Linked DNA regions of Homo sapiens: regions 1, 2 and 3 are each linked to region 4. Evidence: chromatin loops called from intact Hi-C (ENCODE). Cell type or tissue: MCF 10A. All regions are shown on one strand.

Region 1 (5,000 bases), 290 kb before region 4:
TTTAAATATGAATTTAAATACACACCATCTTACACAATGTGAATATATCTAACACTGCAGAAGTATACACTTAAAAATGGTTAAGACAGTAAATTTTGTTGTGTTTACCACAATTTATTAAAAAAAAAAAAACACCATCTTGTATTGCTTGCTATTTTTTCATGTGTTTGAACATGTTGAAGGCAAAGAATATGTCATATTTCTTTCCACACCACTAAGCAGGTACTGGGCACAAAACACTTCAACTTATTCATTGACTCACTGAATATAGCTTAATACAAATCAGCCTGGGTTCACAGAACCATTTAGAATTACTCAAACTTCAAAAAGATTCAAAAAATGTATGTTACCTTTACCTCAATATAAATGTGTACTCCCCAAATTCAACGCATAACAACTCATGAATTTGCTGGGCTACTAGAGTATAAAAAGGAGCACTATCTCCCTCTTGTGTCTTTCAGCCATCCACTATCTACTCATTCGTGTTGGCCATTCAAAGATTTGAGTGGTTACTATTAAGTGTATGATATATAATCTCTACTCTCATACATAATAAACATATGTACACATAACAATAAATCTCTCTCTTGGTCTCTACCAGTATTTTAGCTCAAAAATTGCCTAAGGGAGATAAAGAAAACCAAGAGGTCCTAATAGCTTCGAAACTATATTATCTTGCTTCCACCCTTAAGCTAAACTACTTTTGTTGACTTGGTGCCTTTCAAAAAAAAATCAGCAAAGCTCTAAAAGCCACCACAGCATGGACCAAATATTTGTAGTAGGGTCTTCTATATCACTTCTACATTTTAACATAAAACAAAATCAGGCTGGGAGTGGTGGCTCATGCCTGTAATCCCAGCACTCTGGGAGGCCAAGGTACGCGGATCACTTGATGTCAGGACTGCGAGACCAGTCTAGGAAACACTGTGAAAAACCTCGTCTCCATGAAAAAATACAAAAATTAGCCAAGTGTGGTGGCACATGCCTGTAGTGCCCAGCTACTCGGGAGGCCGAAGCAGGAGAATCCCTTGAACCCAGAAGGTGGAGGTTGCAGTGAGTCAAGATCGTGCCACTGCACTCCAGCCTGGGCGACAGAGTGAGACTCCGTCTCAAAAAAAGAAATCAGATTTTCTGACCAAAAGTCTGACACCCATTCACTTTTATTCCTGTATAAGCACACTTAGAATTATCTTTCAGAGGCAAGAGATTAATCATACTTCTAATTAAAGAAAAATAATCTACCATGTAGCAGACTCATATAGATGATGACATCCACCCGAAAGGTAATACTTTTTAAAGGCCCATGTCTACAAAATTAAGTTAAAATATATTAAAACTTAACAGAAAGTCTGAGTTATTAAATTTAATTAAGCTAAATTCAAACACTAAAACCAAAGTTACTTTTTCTTAGACAACAAAACAAAGCTTTTAGTTGAAACTTGACTAGTCTTACACAAAATACTCTCCACAGAGGATACCCTTAAACGGGCCTGAAATTACTATAATAACAATAACATTACTGCTATCGTCTTGATAATAACAATAAAGCACTTATCTCATTTGACCCTAAAAAAACTTAGTGAGGTAAAATATTCAGGGAGATTAAATGATATAACTCAAGGTGGCCTAGATGGTGGCAAAGCCAGAACCTTATTAAGCTATTCTAATTCTAAAATCCACATGGTCTTTCTGTACCACCTGGAGGTCCTATTGGCAGCTGCTAAATTCTCTTGGACATAATTCCATACTAACCTGGATTGTGCCATATTTACCCAACAAGGAATGGCATTATAATCAGATTGTTTTGTTTTTAATATATCCTTTCTGCAATAAAATTAACTATAGTAAAACTATTCCTTTACTTGGTAGATTCCTGTGATTCTGTAATTACTTAGCCATTAATTTCTTGATGTATAAAATCAGTGTATCTTCCCCCAACACACACTGAAACAAAACACAATATATACTAATGTTTACTTTTAAAAACAATATAACTTCAACTTTCAGAGAGTATATACACAAACACAAGATAAAATAATAAGTTCTTTAGTGACTTTAAATTTTGGAAAAGTCAGATAAAGATCAAACATAGAAAAGAAAAAAGAAAAATATTATTATCATCCTCATTGTACCAATTATCCCGCCATGCCTAAGATTCTTTCCCCTCTAAGATTAAAGAGCTTAGTCAAGAATCACACTAAGAAAAGCAATAATCAGTTACTACAAAAATTAGAATAATGATTAAGTTAATGTAATTTATACACACAAGGTTGTTTTATTATTTCTTCAGGAAAAATGTGCCCCCATCTCTATTATATAAATGTTTGACATTAACAAATTTATTTAAGCATGAATTTCTACATCACTAGCAGAAAGTGAACATGTAGCTCCAAGAAAGTTTTCTTATATACTGTTTTGCACTGTTTTGTTGCTGCATAATGTCATCTTTCTCTGTCAACATTGTTTACCCAGCAAATTAAAAAAGTTTTAGTTGTCTGCCAGTATTGTTTTTTGTCATGTTTTACAAAAAAATAAAGTTTTAACACCTCCAAAGTCTAAATGAGAGTTACAACTTAATTACTGCAATATAATGTTATTCACTATCTGGTGTCAAGCCTACGCAATTTAATAATTCCCAAATCCTTATATTTAAGAGCAATTATTTTACATTGTTATTCCTAAGTAAGTATGTTTATAAAGTCACTCAGTTGGGAGACAATCCTTTAGAAGTTCTGTCAATATTCACCTTGGCCATAAAGTTATAAGTAGCCTTTATCATAATTATAATGATATATTTAAAACAAAAAAAAAATCTAAGCTCTGCTACAACAAAGACAGCCAGTAGAGGGACTAAAAGTTTACTTTTGCTATTAGCAGAATAAATTCACGTTTTACTCTCAGAGCAGTGGTTCCTGTCATAAAGAAATCCAAACATATCACTAGAAAATATAATGCAAAATATAATGTTCTAGCTCTAGAGCTACTTACTAACAGGAGTCAATCTGTCATTAAAAATTTTTCATTTTAATTTTGGTCAAAAACCTCAAGTAAGAGTTCTGCCACAAGATAATATAAAGCAAAACCTTTTACTTCACTTAAAATTTCCTATTATAGTTCTCTCAACAACCAATTACCATGGTGTTAAATTACTCAGTTAAAGCATAAAATCTCAATAATAAGAAAATTTAAAGAATTAATGTAAACAGATATTATCTATTATAACCTATGTTATTTTTGAAAGAAAATGCTTTTGCAATGTTACAACAAATTTTGAAAAAAAATTTTGAAAATACTAAGAAAAGGTAATTTCCTCCAAATATAAACTAACCTGATCTCAGGAAAACAATTATTTTCACTTACCTAAGAAACTGAAAATGTAGTGGAGGAGGGGCATAGGAATGCTACCTTACCCTTAAACGGGTCATAAAATCTTCTGATGTGCTAATCATGTTTGTCAAGTCAATAATTCATTGTCATTAATACTGTTAATTTTTTTAAAGGTGGAGGAGGTTCATTAAATTATAGGGATAAATACACAAACTGGGTAATAACATATTACAAACAAAACAGAATTACTTAAGTCAATAAAGGCCTAACATGCTTATATTTAAATCAATATTCCAAGGCCAGAATTACAAATTTCACATTTGTTTTAGATTTCAGTAAGATTATTATTTTTATTGTTAAAATCTCAGGTAGTGTAGTATAAATGAGTCTTTTGATGTCAAACTCTAAAATATTCATCTTAAGACATTAACCCTTGTAAAACCTTTGACCACATAAAAAAGATCTCTGAAGGATACGTTAGAAACTGATTAGCCATGGTTGCCTCCATAGAAAGGAAGTAAACAATTGGGTAACTTTTTATAATACTTCAACTTTTTTTTAACCATGTGCATTTATTATATGTTCAAAACAAATACTCTTCAAAATTAAAAATGTGTTTGGTATTCTAAAATAAAATCTGCTAGAATATAAAAATCTGGTAACAGAATACATTAAGGTCTACAGCTACAGAAAACATGTTAGAATTCCACAGTATAAGAAATATATTTTTAGTTTCAAGTAACTCCGTTACACGACTGTGTTCCGATACAATTCCTTTATTCAACCACGTAATTCCTTATGTTAAAAATACAACAGCATTAAAAACAGATGGAATACTATGACTTAAGCAAAAGTAGGGGGGAGTTCCATATATCTGTTTTAATGTAACGACTAAGGAACTCCATCCTGGAATTTGATTTAATAATAGACTGAAGAGTAATAATGTAAGAAATCGTAAGTCACCATAAGAACTGCAGAATCACTAAAGTTTGACTTTGTAAAAAAAAATAATAATAACATTAGGGAAATTCAATAATTGATAAGACTAAGTATAACTACAAAAGACGATAATATAAACTCAATATATCTGAAATATTAATAATTTGGCAGAATTTGAGTTTTATACTTGAACTGGAATCTAAAGTTTGAATGAAATTAACAAACTGGTCTGGGGAATGCCTAAAAAGTAGTGCCAGGCAAATAGTGTTTATGCTGTCATATAAGGAGTAATTAAGCTATCAGAAATATAACTTTACTTAATAAATAGTAATATTCTAAGAATCTAATACATACATTAGATGGACTGGGGCCAGGCACGGTGGCTCACACTTGTAATCCTAGCACTTTGGGAGACCGAGGTGGGAGGACTGCCTGAGGCTAAGATTTCAGGATAAACTGGGTAATAATAACTTGGGAAAATTTTATTCTAGTGAAGCATGTAATAAAAAACATGTTAGAAATATGTTTTTTAAAAATAAACGTATAAATAAAAACCAAGATGTAAACATATTTTCAAAGATAGGTGAATGGAGTTATACAGCAATAATGGTAAAATTTAATTTGACCTAAAAGAAATCTGTCTAGTCTCTCAAGATTAATCACCTCCTTGAGTAGACTGCTACAAAATCTACAGATGCTACCTTTGTAAAAGTCTGGTTAAATCCCATCTTGAA
Region 2 (5,000 bases), 100 kb before region 4:
TTCCTGTCCTTCTAATTTTGTGGTCATTTCTTTTCTTCCACAACAGGCAGTTTTTACAGAGTTTTTTTTTTTTTTAAAGGAATAGGCACTTTTTTTAACCTATAGAAGTTATTTCTTCTGTGTCTCCACACCATCCCTGCCCTGCACACCAAGCTTTTAAAACAAAGAGGCAGAATAAAGAAACATAACTAGCCGTGTTCCCAGTTTTGCTCAGCATTCCTTTAAAGAGCTGTCTTGGAAGTGATTGACCCCTATTTTAAGATAATAAAGGATGACGAATTAGAGAAAGGACCAGGTTGGGAGAAACCTGTATACGGTGAAATTGATTCATTTAATCAGAGGCTACTCAAGGCATACACTTTTTCTTGGGGCAGTTTGGACAGATTACTGCTGGATTCTGATAGAGTCTGAACTTGCTGAAAGCGGGAGTTCAGATTTGATTCAATGTATTCTAACCCTATGTCTCAGGTCTTAACTGATTATTTATAGTTAAATAATCAGTTTATTTAACTGCCCCCAAGAACTGTGGTGCTAGCTATTGCTCCTGCACTTTTTCCACCCCTGATTTGCTTTTTCCTGTTCCATTCATTGCTGGAAGTGGCAAGAGTCTTGTGTGTTGAGTTCTTGATATGACTGTATTATCAGACCACTTTCACTCTGCTAATTTTACTTTAATTCACCATGTGTTCAACAACTGTTAGTTGAGCCCCTGACTCTGCACCAGGCACTATTCTAGGCATGGGCTAATATTAGTAAACAAACAAAGATCCCTGCCACCATGGAGCTTATGTTCTTGGGGGGAAAATACGTAATAAGCAATGATCATGATTGATAAGCCTATGTTAGAAAGTGATAAGCACTGTGGACACAAATACAGATCGGGGTAAAGGACTGAGAATGTAGGTATGAGTTGGGGAGGAGGTGAAGTTTTTCCTTTTAAAAAAGGAATGGCTAGAGCACTTCTCACAGAGGCAACATCTGAGCAAAGATCTGAAGGAGGTTGGGGGGTTTGCTCTGGGGCTATTTGGACATGACTCTTCTTGGCTGAGGGAACAGCCAGTGCAAAGGCAGGAACGTCCCTGGTTTTCAGCAGGCCAGTGTGTCTGGGAGGAAGTGAGAGAAAGGAGAGTATTAGGAGGCAAGATTAGGGGGATGTCACAAGACAAAAAGTGTTGTAGGCCACGGTGAAGATTTAGTCTTTTGCTCTAGTAAAATGGGGAGCCACTGCAGAGTTTTGAGCAGATCAAGATTGGGATTTCACTCATTTTGGTAGTATCAACTGACTGTTGTGTGACAGCTAACTAGGTGCAGGGTGGGGTGGGTGAGGCCAGAGGCTGGAGGACCAGTTAGGAGGACATTGCAGTAGGAGACGTAAAAGTGGCTGTGACCAAGGTGATGTGATGGTGGCCAGGGTGGTAAGAGGTGGTAAGGTCTGGATATACTTTAATAGTTATTTCATAATTCAGACTTGGCTTGGTATTTCTGGTTAAGTACATCTGATTGGACAACACTTAAGCCAGAGACATTTCTAGTATCTGCATGGTTTCCTCCTCACTTAAGAGTGCATGTGCCCAGCATTTGTGTGTGTAAATGTTTGCACTGTAACGCTCCTGTTCATCAGTTTTAGTTTGTTCTGTTTTAAGGTGGGAAGGAATGTAGCTATCCTTTAGCCTTAACTAGTAATAAAAGAGAAAAGGTAAATCTGTTCATCTTAAAAGTAATATATCCTTTAAAAAACAAATTGATATTTTGCTTTGTTTCCTCCCATCCCAAGGCAACCATCACTAAAATTCGGTACCCATTCTTAATAAGAGTCCATTAAAAATCCTCCTCAATTCAGAGGGTTTCAGAAATTCGATACAAAGGTGGCAGTCATGTATAGAATAAGTATCTCTGAACTTGAAAGCTAAGCAAAAATATTACTGAGGCCAACTGAAATCCTATGGAATTCAGCCAAGATTTAACCAGTCCAGAGCACTGCCAACACTGGCTGAGGGCGGAATGCTGACGGGGCAAGGATGAGGCGCAGCCAGGACTTCGAAAAGGAAGCTGATATCAATGGAGGGAATTTTTCATCTGATGCAGCATTTCATATACTTAACACTCCAGTGAGTTCCTCCTGTTAGATTGTTTTAATGTTGTCATGCATTGTTTATATATTTATAAATAAGCCCAGGTAACAATTTTTCATGCACCCTCTGGTCATAGTTGGGTGGCCCGGAGCACCCTGGCAGCCAAGCATGGCCTGCTGGCTGGTACACCAGTGGCCTGACAGCACAGATCTGAAGGAGGACAGATGCAGAAGGGGAAAGAATGTTTCACATTTCACTTGAAATCCTGAACTCTTAAATAAATGAGGAAATGAGGGAATGAGGCCCAAGCTTGTCTTTAGAACATACATTCTTCAACAATAAGACCTGGATCTCTTTCCATTTTCTATAAATACTTGAGGCAGCATTTGTACAATAGAAAGAAGATAGGGTTTGGAGTGAGACTGGGCTGGTTGAAATTCAAGTATCTCTTTCTGCTCTCTGTGAGGCCTGAACAACTTAACCTCCTAAGCCTCCATTCCCTTCTCTGTAAAAGAAGTTTTTAAAATATCTGCTTACCAGAGGTGTTCTAAGGATTATACCAACATACACAAAAATATAGGAACATACACAAAATACAGGAAGCACCTTCCATAGCACAAGGCTCAGTAATAGCTCCTTTCTCTTTCTCCACCAGTGAGGTTCACTCCATAAATTTTGATGGATGATTAACAGGTATTTATAGTTTGTTCAATTTTGTATATCAAATATAATTAACAAGTTGTGTGATTAGTGTGGCAGGGGCTAAAAAAAATGAAACACATCTAATATAAATTTTTATTTTAGCATGCTTTTGTTTACTATTTGGTGTTTATAAATTCCTCTCTTCAGTGTTTCATATCACATTACTAGAGACAACCACAATAATAAAAAGAGGCAGAGATTAATTTCCATTCCTTGTAGAAGTCACGGGATCCTTGGGGTGTTGCTTTGCCAGCCAGGAACCTCTGTGGCCAGTGGTGCCTTCTGCCTGAGTAATGCTCATGCCTGCTGGGCTCATTCCACCCATTCAGCCCAGCAGGCTGTGCTTGGCTTGTGCTGCCAGCCCAGATCCCATACCTACCAAGGGCAAGCCAGGTGCAGAGTGGCAATGGGGGTGTGAGCCAGCCAGCATGGGATCTGGCCACTGCACACAGCCAGGCATGCTGGCTGCTGTGAAGGGCGGGCAGCTTCAGATGTTGGCATGGGTGCCGGCTCCATGCCAGCCTGTGGCTGGACCAGGTATACTGCATGCAGCTTCTGCTGCAGGCACCTGTGTCCAGATGAGGGGAACATGGTGGCACCTGGAAGCTTGGAGACACCAGGAACTGCAGAGCCCCAAAGAGAGTGTCACAGCCCTAGCTTGGGGAGCTCCTTGCTCTGGGATCCCAGAAAGGCTGCAGGTCTTCTCTCCTTGTCACTGTCAGTGTGGTGAGCGGGAAGGGGCAGGGAGGGGGACATGTTTCAGCCCTGTTTGTTTTGCAGCTTTTTCAGGACCTCCATTTGACGGGTCCGTAGTCCTTTTGTTTTCTTTTTTTTAATGGAGTCTTGCTCTTGTCACCCAGGCTGGAGTGCAGTGGCATGATCTTGGCTCACTGCAATCTCCGCCTCCTGGGTTCAAGTGATTCTTCTGCCTTAGCCTCCCAAGTAGCTGGGATTATGGACACCTGCCACCACACCTGGCTAATTTTTTTTTTTGTTGTTATTGTATTTTTAGTAGAGATGTGGTTTCACCATGTTGGCCAGGCTGGTCTTGAACTCCTGACGTCAGGTGGTCCGCCCGCTTTGGCCTCCCAAAGTGCTGGGATTACAGGTGTGAGCCACCATGCCCAGCTGGGTCCGTAGTTCTAATCCCATGTCCAGGAAGAATGAGGCATGCAGGCAAGTGGAGGGTGAGCAAGGCAAAGAGGTGCTTTATGCAACAGAACAGCTCAGAGGAGCCTGCAGTAGGTGGCTCCTCTCCATTGGTGGGTCATCCCATTGTCTGCTTAGCTCTCAGCAGAGAGGAGACCCACAGTGGGTAGCTCCTCTCCACAGGCAGGTGGTCCAGTCATCTGCCGGAGTCTGCCTGAGTCCAGGGGGTTTTTATGGGCTTCAGAGGGGAGGAAGTGCATGCTGATTGGTTCGTGGGCAGCCATGGGCAGGCTCAGAAAAAGCACCATAAGTTCTCGTTTTGGGCCCCAGACTCTAGCTGGAACTGGCAGACCTCAGGCCATCCCTGTCTTGAAGGTGGGGTTTCACTGGGGACCCACCCCTTTCTGCCCAGGAACCTGTCTGCGTCCTGGCATCAACATGCCATCCACGGCACCCAGGCTGTTCGTGCTGAGAGGCACCTGCAGTCCTGCGCTGAGCCGCCCCTCAGGCCCCACTGGGCTCCCTCCCTGAGCTCCTCAGTGCCCAAAGTTTCAGAGGGGGCCGAGGTGGTGTTGGGGGATGCTGGTGTGCAGTGCTGCCCCATGTGCATGCACACCCGACCATGTCACGGCAGTGCCTGGGCTTTGCTTCAACTTTGTTCTGAAATCAGAGCGGACGCCAGGAGGTGGGAGAGGCCAGGGCGTGGGAGCAGGTCTTTTTGAGCCTGTGGGGACAGGAGGGCTTCCCAGGCCCCTGAGAGTCCAGGGATGCTCGTGTCTGGAGCTTCAGCTGGATGGCTGCAGCTACACCCAGGAGCACCGGTTTCCCATCCCACCAACTCGGTAGGGGGCAGGGTTTCCGCCTGTTCCTTGCTCCCACTGGCCTCACAGAGCGAGTATCCCTAGCGGCACCCCCCCTGCTGCAGCCGGCCTCTTCCGAGTGGTCCCTCCAGATGGCCACGGCTGCCATCGGAAGAAGAGAGGCAGGATGAGCTAATAGAGCCCTTGATGCATCACAGATGCCAGTTAGTTGCTTTACTCTGCAAGTCATGTTTAACTGAATGGAATTTTCTAACAG
Region 3 (5,000 bases), 85 kb before region 4:
TTCAAATGATTCTCCTGCCCTAGCCTCCCGAGTAGCTGGGATTATAGGCGCCTGCTGCGCCCGGCTAATTCTTTGTATTTTTAGTAGAGACGGAATTTCCACCATCTTGGCCAGGCTCGTCTTGAACTCCTGACTTCGTGATCACCCACCTTGGCCTCCCAGAATGCTGGGATTACAGGCGTGAGCCACCGCAGCCAGCCTGTTCATGGAGCATTTCTAGTCACCACTGAAATATAAGAGGTGGTATTGAAAAATGTGTTTGGCATGTTTTTTATGAGAGCATAGCAAAGAAAAGTGGTTATAATCTAATGATGCATGATTGAATTCCTCTTTTCTCTGAAGAGGTCTGCATGCATTCCTATAGAATATTTTGTCGGGCCGGGCGCGGTGGCTCACGCCTGTAATCCCAGCACTTTGGGAGGCCGAGGCGGGCGGATCACGAGGTCAGGAGATCGAGACCATCCCGGCTAAAACGGTGAAACCCCGTCTCTACTAAAAATACAAAAAATTAGCCGGGCGTAGTGGCGGGCGCCTGTAGTCCCAGCTACTTGGGAGGCTGAGGCAGGAGAATGACGTGAACCCGGGAGGCGGAGCTTGCAGTGAGCCGAGATCCCGCCACTGCACTCCAGCCTGGGCGACAGAGCGAGACTCCGTCTCAAAAAAAAAAAAAAAAAAAAAAAAAAAAATATTTTGTCTAATGTTCCAGGATATCAGGAAAATGGGAGTGTAGTTGAGTTACAGTTATCGTAATAATCTTATTTAATCTGGAAAAGGAAATACATTTTGATCTGATCTTGAGCTAATTTCCTTGTCATTAGTTGTCTTCATTTTAGGATTGGCATTTTTCAAAATTTATCTAAGAGTCTGAGATATTATCTCTCAATTATTGACCCTTTCCCCCATTTTCTTATTAGTCTTTCCAGTTATCTATATCTTAGACCTTTTCATTCTAATCTTTTTTACCTTGTTTTTCATGTTCAGCCTTTCACATTTTCCATATCTTTGTCTCTGTGAATACCGTATTCTATTAAGAGATTGCTTTTCATTTATCTTACAATTTATATATTCTTTCTTCACTTGTAGCTAATTTGATTTATTTGACCCTTGAGATTTTTATTTTATTTTATTTTGTTTTTTGAGACAGAGTCTTGCTCTGTTGCCCAGGCTGGAGTGCAGTGGCACAATCTCGGCTCACTGCAACCTCCACCTCCCAGGCTCAAGTAATCCTCCCACCCCAGCCTCCACAGTAGCTGGGACTACAGGTGTGCTCCACCACTCCTGGCTAATTTTATTATTTTTTTTGTATTTTTGTAGAGATGGGATTTCACCATGTTGCCCAAGCTGATCTGGAACTCTTGAGCTCAAGTGATCCACCGTGGCCTCCCAATGTGCTGTAATTAGAAACTTGAGCCACCGTGCCCAGCCAGAGGTTTTTATTTTAATGATAACATTCTCAACCAGAATAACTTTTATAAACCTGCTTCGTGACCAGCCTGTGGGCATCTGTCTTTTTTTTTTTTTTTTTTTTTTTGAGACGGAGTCTCACTCTGTCGCCAGGCTGAAGTGCAGTGGTGCAATCTCACCTCACTGCAACCTCCACCTCCCAGGTTCAAGTGATTCTCCTGCCTCAGCCTACCGAGTAGCTGGGACTACAAGTGCACACCACCATACCCAGCTAATTTTTGTATTTTTAGAGATGGGGTTTCACCATGTTGGCCAGGATGGTCTCGATCTCTTGACCTCGTGATCCGCTCACCTTGGCCTCCCAAAGTGCTGGGATTACAGGCGTGAGGCACTGCGCCCAGCCATGTGGCCATGTGTCTTTAATTGCTGCACCTTTGGCAACTCTATGAAGACTACAGTTGTGGAGAGAGAGAATCATTCTGCTATTTTCCTTTTTTTTAAATTGTAAAATATATATAACATAAAGTGTATCATTTTAACTATTTGTAAGTGTTCAATTCATTGTCATTAGGTATAGTCACAGTCTTGTGCAACCATCACCACTGTCCATTTCCAGAATTTTTTCATCATCCCAAGCGGAAATTCTGTATCCATTACACAATCACTCCTTGTTCCCCTTCCCCCAGGATCTGCTGCATTTTTAAGATGACTATCCTGGAAGACAACAGTTAATCCATCTCAGATTCAGAACAGTAGCAGCCAGGGGCATCCTCTGAATCACTGCTCTTTCCATTTACTGTTTCATTGTTTCTACTGAGCATTTTTCACATGCCTGCCACTGTAACTGGCTGGAGGAATATGGTGGTGAGTAGGATGACACAGACCATGCCCTCCCACTGTGTATAGAGCCAAGAACAATATTTAAATCTATATTATTCCTCTAATGATATCATCCCGATTTCTCCTACAGGGTGGTATTGATGAACACTCTCATATTGTTGAATTGCTTAGGCTGCCAGTTCAAGGGTGGTACTCATGTTTCTCTTGCCTGTGAGGGACTCTGGCTGTGTTGCAGATGGCATGGCTGATGCTAATAACTAGGGCCCTGTCCAGCCTCCATGATCTTCTGGTGCATTGCTGTTCCTGCTACTTCCTTGTGGGTTCTTCCTCACCACTGCTTGGACAATATTCGTTTTTCTCTTTAATTTCCCTTTCTTTTTTCTTTTTTTCCCTGTATTTATATGACCTTTTAAAAGCACTTCCTGTATGCTAAATACTGTATGTGATAAAAATGAAAGTATTGTAGGTACTCTAAAAAAACAAAAATGTTTGAATCTTTATTCAAATAAGGAATTATTGATTATTCAGGGAATTTCTTGTGTCATAGGAAGAAGGACTTGCTAACTAACATTGATTAATGTGATGTGTCCTAACATAGGCCTGTGCAAGGTACAGTGGGATTCTGGAGCTTAGTTTTGCCTGAGGAATTGCCAAGGCTTCATAGGGAAAGTGGATATGTGTGTATCTCTGGGGAGAGACAGAGGGAGTCAGGGAAGTATAAAACCCACAACTATGCAAGGACAGGAAGCAGTGCTTAAGCATTAGTCAGTAAGAGTTAAATTACTAAAAAAACAAAAGCCAAGTCTGCAATACAAGGGCACTATCTGCAGACACAAAATAGTGCTATTTGTAAGAAAACTACTCCGAATTAAGACCTTGTGGCTCATCTTTTCCTTCCCCCTCTCGAGGGTCTTACTACTGACTGCTTAAGACAACCATTTCCAGGTATATTGTTTGTAATTCTCACCTGGTATATGGGTCCAATTAACCTCATGTTGAGACTTCATTTTATAGATTTTAAAAACACTGAAAATGTTGTCACTTGACTGTAATTTTAAAAATTCTAAATTGTGAAGGCTTTCACAGCCTTTGGATTAAGAGAAATGACCCAACTGATAAAAACTCCAAGGGGAGATGGCTGGAATAAATAATACACCTTGCTGATGCAAATAACTGCAAATAACTGGAATGGCGGTGAGTGTTTTGAAAGCAAGAGTGCCATTAAAAGCCCAAGGTGTTGAAATATAAAATAGCCATACCTCTTCTCTAGCCACTGATTGCTGAGTTGCTACAGCTGTGAGGAAAAAAAAAGTCCAGGTGTATGATTCAGCAAAGTTATTTGGGTCTGTTGTACCAAGGTCATTAATGTGAGAACTGAGCTCCTTGGCAAGAGGGGACCAGAGGCTGGACAATACTGGACAACACCCAGCTTGAGTCTCTGAGTCTTGAAACCGCTGGCCACCTCAATTCACTTGCAGTTTCCACACAGTAGCATCTGTCTATCATGGAGAAACCCTGGAAACAAAAGATACACAGTGCATTGTAGAAGATTGGGTTTAGGTTATTTACTATATGTGGTTGGAATGCATTTGCTGGGAACCTCTCAGTTTGTTTTTATTACAAGTAATTAAAGAAATCTGATAATCATAGAGAAATCAACTTTTAAAAAATCAGCTATGTTTTCTAAGAATCTCTGCAACATTTTCTGCGTTTGAAGCTTTTTTTTTTCTTTTTTTTCTCTTTAAACAAATGACTATGAAAACTACATCCTGTTGCTCAAAGTTTTTCTATTAGTTTGCAGATCGCTAGGGGCTGCCTTCCTTCTGTTTGTATTGCTGTTGCAGGGTGTGATCTGTAGAAAAGTATTCCCTGGAAATTCAGGGCCTTCAAAACCCAGTGGGCTTCACTTCTCCCAGCCCCTACCCCAAGTTACTTCAGTTGTGGCAAAAATAACAATTGTCCCCTGGGAAATGAAGCTCATTGCTATGGTAACTAATGAAGGTTGCATCATTCTAGGGCACATTTTTAAAAGCCTGATTTCAACATGGGTAGACGCCCCGTCTTATTTTATTCAGTAGCTTAGCAACCTGTGGTATACTGTTTGTTGCCACCCCCAGCCTTCCCTTTTCTCTCAGAAAAATGACCTATATAGATAGTGTTTTATTGTAGGCACGTTTCCACTGTGAATATAGTTCAGCTCTTAGGTGTGCTTATGATGACCTTATTTTCTGGACCAAAATTCAGGACATATTTTGTGTCTGTAAAGTAAAGAAGGATTATTCTTCTGCCTCTCTGCTGGCTTGTGCTAAGGTCTTTGCAGATGTTTTTCTCTTGACCACCCCTTAACTCTTGGTGTTTGTCTTTGTTGTTGGCCTTCTTTTCTTATTCTCTGGTAACTACTCCTTATATGCTGATGTCTCCCAAATCTTAATTTTCAGCCCAGGTCTTACCCCTGAACTTCATGTAGACAGTTTTCTCTGCAACAGCCCTAACTGGATTTTCCCTGCACTCAGGGTGTTCAAGATGAACTCAACATTGCCTTCCACAAAAATCACTTACTGATGAATGACACCACCATTCATATGACACCCTACATCCAGCCAGCCCCCAAGTCCTGATGCTTCTACTTCCTGACTGCTCTAAAATCTGTCCTCTCTCTTCTAGGCCTTCATCCTTTTTTACTTGGTTTGCTGCCTACATCCTCCAAACTGGTTACTTCAGGGTAACCCCGCCTTTTCCAGGCTGCCCCCAAACAA
Region 4 (5,000 bases):
GCTTGTTAGAGACTCCATGCCTAGGGCTTTTACTGGTCACGTAGGCAGATCTACCTGGGACATTCCAAAATTCCAGATTCCCAGAAGGAAAGCAGGTATTCAGTGTAAGCCACATTATTTGAACAGTTAAGGCACAGTGAGCCACTCTTATCAGTTAATGGTGGGAACCTTCCCAAAATCCAAATTCCCAGACACTATGCCAACTTCGTAAGCCGACTTTCAGAGGATCACAGTCAGAGCTGCTGTGTTAACTCTTTTTTCACAGCACCATTTTGATTTCTTCTTGAACTATCTATTAATAGTTCCATTCAAATTTTGCCCATTTTTCTATTAGGTTTGGGATCCTTTTCTTCTTGATTGCTCTTTTTATATTAGAGATTTGGGCCCTTTGTGACATAAATTGCAAATATTTTTTTCCAGTTTATCTTTTGGCTTTGCTCATAATATTTGTTGTGTTTTTGAGTCATAGCTTTTCCCACTCCAAGGTTACAAAGAAACTTTCCTATCTAAAGCTTATGTTTTCATTTTCTACATTTAGATCCCTAATTCATTTGGAATCTGTCCCAGTATACATTGTGAAATACAGATTCTATTTTCTTTTTCCAAATGGCTATCCAGTTTGTGCCAACATCATTTTTTTAAATTCATCTTTTCCTTATTCATTTGAAAAGCTACCTTCATCAGACATTTACTAAATTTCATTGTGCTTTTGGGTTTATTTCTCGACTTTGTATTCTGTTCTGTTAGTCTATTTATGCACCAATACTACACTTTTAATTAAAGAAACTTTATAACATTTTTTAATATCTGGTAGGGCTAACCTCCCTATCACATACCATATTGTTCTTATTTTCAGAGTATTCTTGGCTCTTTTTGCTTATTTATTTTTCCATATGAACACTTCTGGCTATAGAAAACAACATGTGTTGATATTTTTTAAATATATAGATTTATTTTATTAATTTAGGAGCAAGAAGTGACATCTTTAAGTTTTAAGTCTTACTGTCCAATAATACAGTATGTCCTTCATTTAGTTAAGTTCACTTTTGTGTCTTTCAGCACTGTCTTCACATTTTCCTCAGATGGGATTTGCGTATTTCTTGTTACATTTATGCCCTGTTTTTTCATTGTAAATTCCCTCATTTAATTTTGAGAAACAATCCTTAATGCTTTCATGACAGATTTGATGTTGAAACCCGGCATGTGTTTATCGGTGACCACTCAGGCCAAGTAACAATCCTCAAACTGGAGCAAGAAAACTGCACCCTGGTCACAACATTCAGAGGACACACAGGTAGGATTAACAGTAAAATCGTCATGTGCTGATAGCACAGTGAGATATCGCCTGCTGCATCTCCTGATGTTCAGATATGTTTTGAAAGTGGCAAAGTACAATCCATGCTTGTGCAAAGATACACATGATATGCTTAACTCATTTCAAAATGGTTCAGTAAGATATAACATCAAACGTTTTTCTGTATAATCCAAACAAAAGAGAAACCAATCTATTTTGAAAATGTTGATAATTTGGTTCTCTGTCATACTGCACCAGAGAAAGCCAGTGTTGGCATACATTAATGAGGCATTGTTTGAGACCATGTGGCCTCGGACGGCTCAAACCCCAGAAGGCCAAAAAGACAGCTGCCTCGGTCTGACCTTGCCCTTCCTGGAGTTAGAAGATGGTGTACAAGAAAGATTCCCACTTCCAAGTCACATGAAAAGACAGATATACTCTTCATGAGTAGCTAGACTTTGTGAAAAAGGTCAAGTTCCTCTCCAACTTTCCTTCCTTCATATCCTTTTCAGGTTAAAACCTAAGGTCCCCTTTATGTTTTTGCTTTGCTCAGGGTCACTTAAGCAAGGTAATATAAAATATTCATGCTTAGCCTTTGAAAGACTTGATAGATGATAATGATTAATTTTTTACTAGTAGTTTTAACGTGTACTATTGACTCTAGAACTTATCGACCCTAGAAAATGAGTCATCGCCAGTTTTCATGGTTCTTAAAGGGCTTTTCCGTTTTCTACCAGCTACAAACCCATGATTTTGTGTAAAACAGGAGAATACTGAGTTTAGATGTCATATAAGAAAAAAAGTAGGGGAAAGAGGATGTAAAATTGGATAGTACCTGGTTCATAAGGGGCTTCCTAAAGGGAAAAAATGGAATGCTAGAATAAGAAACATATAGTAAGGAAAAAATTGAATCCAAGGAAGAAGATTCATAAAAGATCATCTTAATTATTTATGCCTTTGGGAGGAAGAACACATGGAAATATCCCCTATGGATAGGACCCTGGTCTTCCCTGACTGAATTTCTTTTTTAGCCGCTTACACCCTCACCTACACTTTGGCCAAGACTGGGCCTGGGGTTCTGGGGGGGACCCAGAACTGTCCCACCTCAGAAGTCTTAAACTTCTGTGCGTCACTGCAGACTTCAGCCTCCTCATCCTCCAATTCCCTACACCTTTCTTCATTCCACTTACTGTTTCCCCTTGTGGCGCATTCTAGCCCGCGGTCCTTCCATTTTCCCAGCGTCTCTTCCCCTGCATCACCTTTCCTCCCAGTGGTGCATCGCTTCACCCACGGCTTCTCAGCGTTCTCAGTTCTGTGAATGTAAATGTTCTGCCTTCTTGGCAAGCCTGTCTGATTCAGACTAACTCTCCACCTTTTCTTCTTGTGCAGCCAGCTGCTGGGTCTACAGTAGTCACGCTGCCTTGAGGCTTAGACCATCATTACCATTGCACACTCACGATTTCCTGTGCAGACTCATGAAGTTGCCTAATAATCCCTCTCCCTGTCCTCAGTTCACTCCTTCTCCCAGGCCCCTAAACAGAGACCTTCACCATCCTTCCCAAGCCCCCATCGCCATCTCATTCCTTGCCTCTTCCTTCAAAAGCTATCAAATAGAAGCTTTAAAAAAAAAAAAAAAACCACATATTTCTTGCCCACTGTATATCCCCCTCACCCCAACAAACAAACTTTTTCTCTCCCCACTTCTCCTCTTCTCAGTGCAGGAGAGCTGCCTTCCTCCAGCCCATTCTTCTCTTCTCAGTGCAGGAGAGCAGTCTTCCTCCAGCCCATTCTTCTCTTCTCAGTGCAGGAGAGCTGCTTTCCTCTGGCCCCAGTCTATTTGCAGGGTCTCCACGCCAAAATGGATTGCCTTGATCTCTCTTTTGACTAACTCATTCTTCTCAATTTATTAATATGCTTATGTTTTTTGCCTCTGGTAGAAAAACAAAGCAACACCCTCTCAATCCCATGTCTTATAGCAAGTTCCTTCTTATTCTCTTAATAGCAATGCTTCTTTTTAAAAAATTGTGGTAAAATGTATAAAACATAAAGTTTACCATTTTAACCATTTTTAAATGTGCTGTTCAATGACATTAACTACATTCACACTGTTGTGCAGTCATCACCATCCATCACAGAACCTTTTCCATCTTGTGAAACTGAAACTCTGTTCCCTTGGACATTAACTCCCCATCCTCCCCCTCGGCCCCCCAGTCCCTGGAAACTGTTACTCTGCTTTCTGTTTCTATGAATTTGACTAGTCTAGGTGACTCATAGGAGTGGAATCATGCAGTATTTGTCCTTTTGTGACTGGCTTATTTCACTCAGCATAATGCCCTCAAGGTTCATCCAAGTTGTAGCAAACAATCGTGTTTCTTAAAAGAATATAATTTTCCCAGCTGCTTCATATTTTTCACTTCCAATTTGCCTTCCAGCTCCCTGCAATCTGGTTTGTCGTTATTACGCCACTGAAACTGCTGTCCCCGAGGTGACCAGTGGCCTGCTGGGACACGTTGTAAACCTTGTCGTACTTAACTTTTCAGCAGCATTTTACATTGTGGCCATTCCTTCTGGCTGTAACGGCCTTCCTTTGGCTTTTCTTCTATGACGCTGCTGGCTTTCTCAGGCTCCACTGTGGTCTGCGGTTTCCCAGGATCTTCCCTGGATCCCCTTCTCTTTACGCTCTGTGCTGTCCCTTGTCATCTCAGCCATTCCTCCCAGTCCCAGAGTAAAATTGTCATTGTCCTCAAATTCTTCACAACCCAGTGAGAGAGACAAAAGCTAAAGCACAGTTCTAGTGCATCGTGGCAAGGGCTGGTGGGGAGCAAGCACCTTGCGCTTCTGGGAACACAGAAGGGCAGCCCACTCCAAGGAAGTGGAGGCAGTTAGTGACGGCCTCCTCAGGAGTCTGCCTGACCTCAGCTCTTTGGGGATGTGTAAGTATTGAGTTCATGGAAAACAACTGAGAAGAGTATCTCAGGCAGAGAAAACCAGCGTGTTCAAGGCAAGGAGATGTGTGAGAGCATGGCTCTCTAGAGAACTGCCAGTCACTCTTTTTTGGCAGGAACACTGGGTATGAGGGAAGGAGAGGGGAGGTCAAGGTGGAGGGGCAGCCAGAAAGCAAGAGTCACTTCCCATCACTGAGACCATGCTGGGCATATCCAGTGGTCACTGAGAGACCATTAAAGAGTTTGAAGCAAAGAAGGTAACCTGATTGGATTTTAAAAGGTTGTCTGGCAGTAGAGAGTGGAATTGGAAAGCTAGTAGGGAACTGTCCCTTGAGATGGGACTGTGACAGTGGGAAAACAAGGAATGGATGGATTCAAGGTAGGATTCAGAGGTGCATTCCGCAGGCCTGGTGATGGACCTGATGGTTCCCAGGTTTGCTTTAGGCAGAGGTGGCTTTCAGCCTGACTTCTTGACTCTAAAGTAATCAGGCACTCACCCACTCACTGTATGGTGGCTGATAGGAGCTCTGTGAGTTTTGTATTGTTGCCTCCAGGTCAGAAAAGAGACAGTAGCACCTTCTAAGCACTCTTGTCAGCCACATATGGTTCAAAGGTCCCGTGTTTTGCAGGCTTGTTCTGATACGAAATATGACCTTGGCATTGTGTCTTATCTTTCTTAAAGAGTTTAAAGCATTTTCACTTTATTTTTATCAAGAAATATATTTGAGAAAAACAGGAAATGGCCTAGGAAGGTCACTAAC

The links. Peaks named below come from ENCODE experiments on the same cell type or tissue, not always from the same donor. Only the 100,000 strongest peaks of a DNase experiment are listed, where the experiment ranks them.
Region 1: it touches region 4 in a loop (5-fold over the local background); 22 of 110 quality-filtered maps call a loop at or near these places.
Region 2: a loop joins it to region 4, with 4 times the contacts of the local background. A loop is called at or near these places in 14 of 110 quality-filtered maps.
Region 3: it touches region 4 in a loop (4-fold over the local background); 15 of 110 quality-filtered maps call a loop at or near these places.

What each region holds. Positions count from the first base shown.
Region 1 is chr13:51,432,337-51,437,336 of GRCh38, forward strand. All of the region lies in intron 3 of INTS6 (integrator complex subunit 6), which reads right to left. Among named protein-coding and RNA genes, the nearest start is that of INTS6, 18 kb to the right of the region's middle. In MCF 10A, CTCF peaks have their summits at 2,862 and 3,062; no DNase peak of the experiment used is centred here.
Region 2 is chr13:51,623,780-51,628,779 of GRCh38, forward strand. The region is part of intron 1 of WDFY2 (WD repeat and FYVE domain containing 2); the gene reads left to right. Among named protein-coding and RNA genes, the nearest start is that of WDFY2, 42 kb to the left of the region's middle. RefSeq lists enhancers at 2,701-3,208, 3,209-3,715, 3,897-4,516, 4,517-5,000. In MCF 10A, no CTCF peak of the experiment used is centred here; a DNase peak (open chromatin) is centred at 1,982.
Region 3 is chr13:51,641,169-51,646,168 of GRCh38, forward strand. The region is part of intron 1 of WDFY2 (WD repeat and FYVE domain containing 2); the gene reads left to right. Among named protein-coding and RNA genes, the nearest start is that of WDFY2, 59 kb to the left of the region's middle. RefSeq lists an enhancer at 1,643-2,142. In MCF 10A, no CTCF peak of the experiment used is centred here; DNase peaks (open chromatin) are centred at 2,143, 2,943, 3,633 and 4,293.
Region 4 is chr13:51,726,497-51,731,496 of GRCh38, forward strand. WDFY2 (WD repeat and FYVE domain containing 2) reads left to right here. Exons shown (of 12, transcript NM_052950.4): 6 at 1,182-1,294. The region is part of intron 1 of LOC124903177 (a long non-coding RNA gene); the gene reads right to left. Among named protein-coding and RNA genes, the nearest start is that of DHRS12, 75 kb to the right of the region's middle. In MCF 10A, no CTCF peak of the experiment used is centred here; DNase peaks (open chromatin) are centred at 545, 2,695 and 3,525.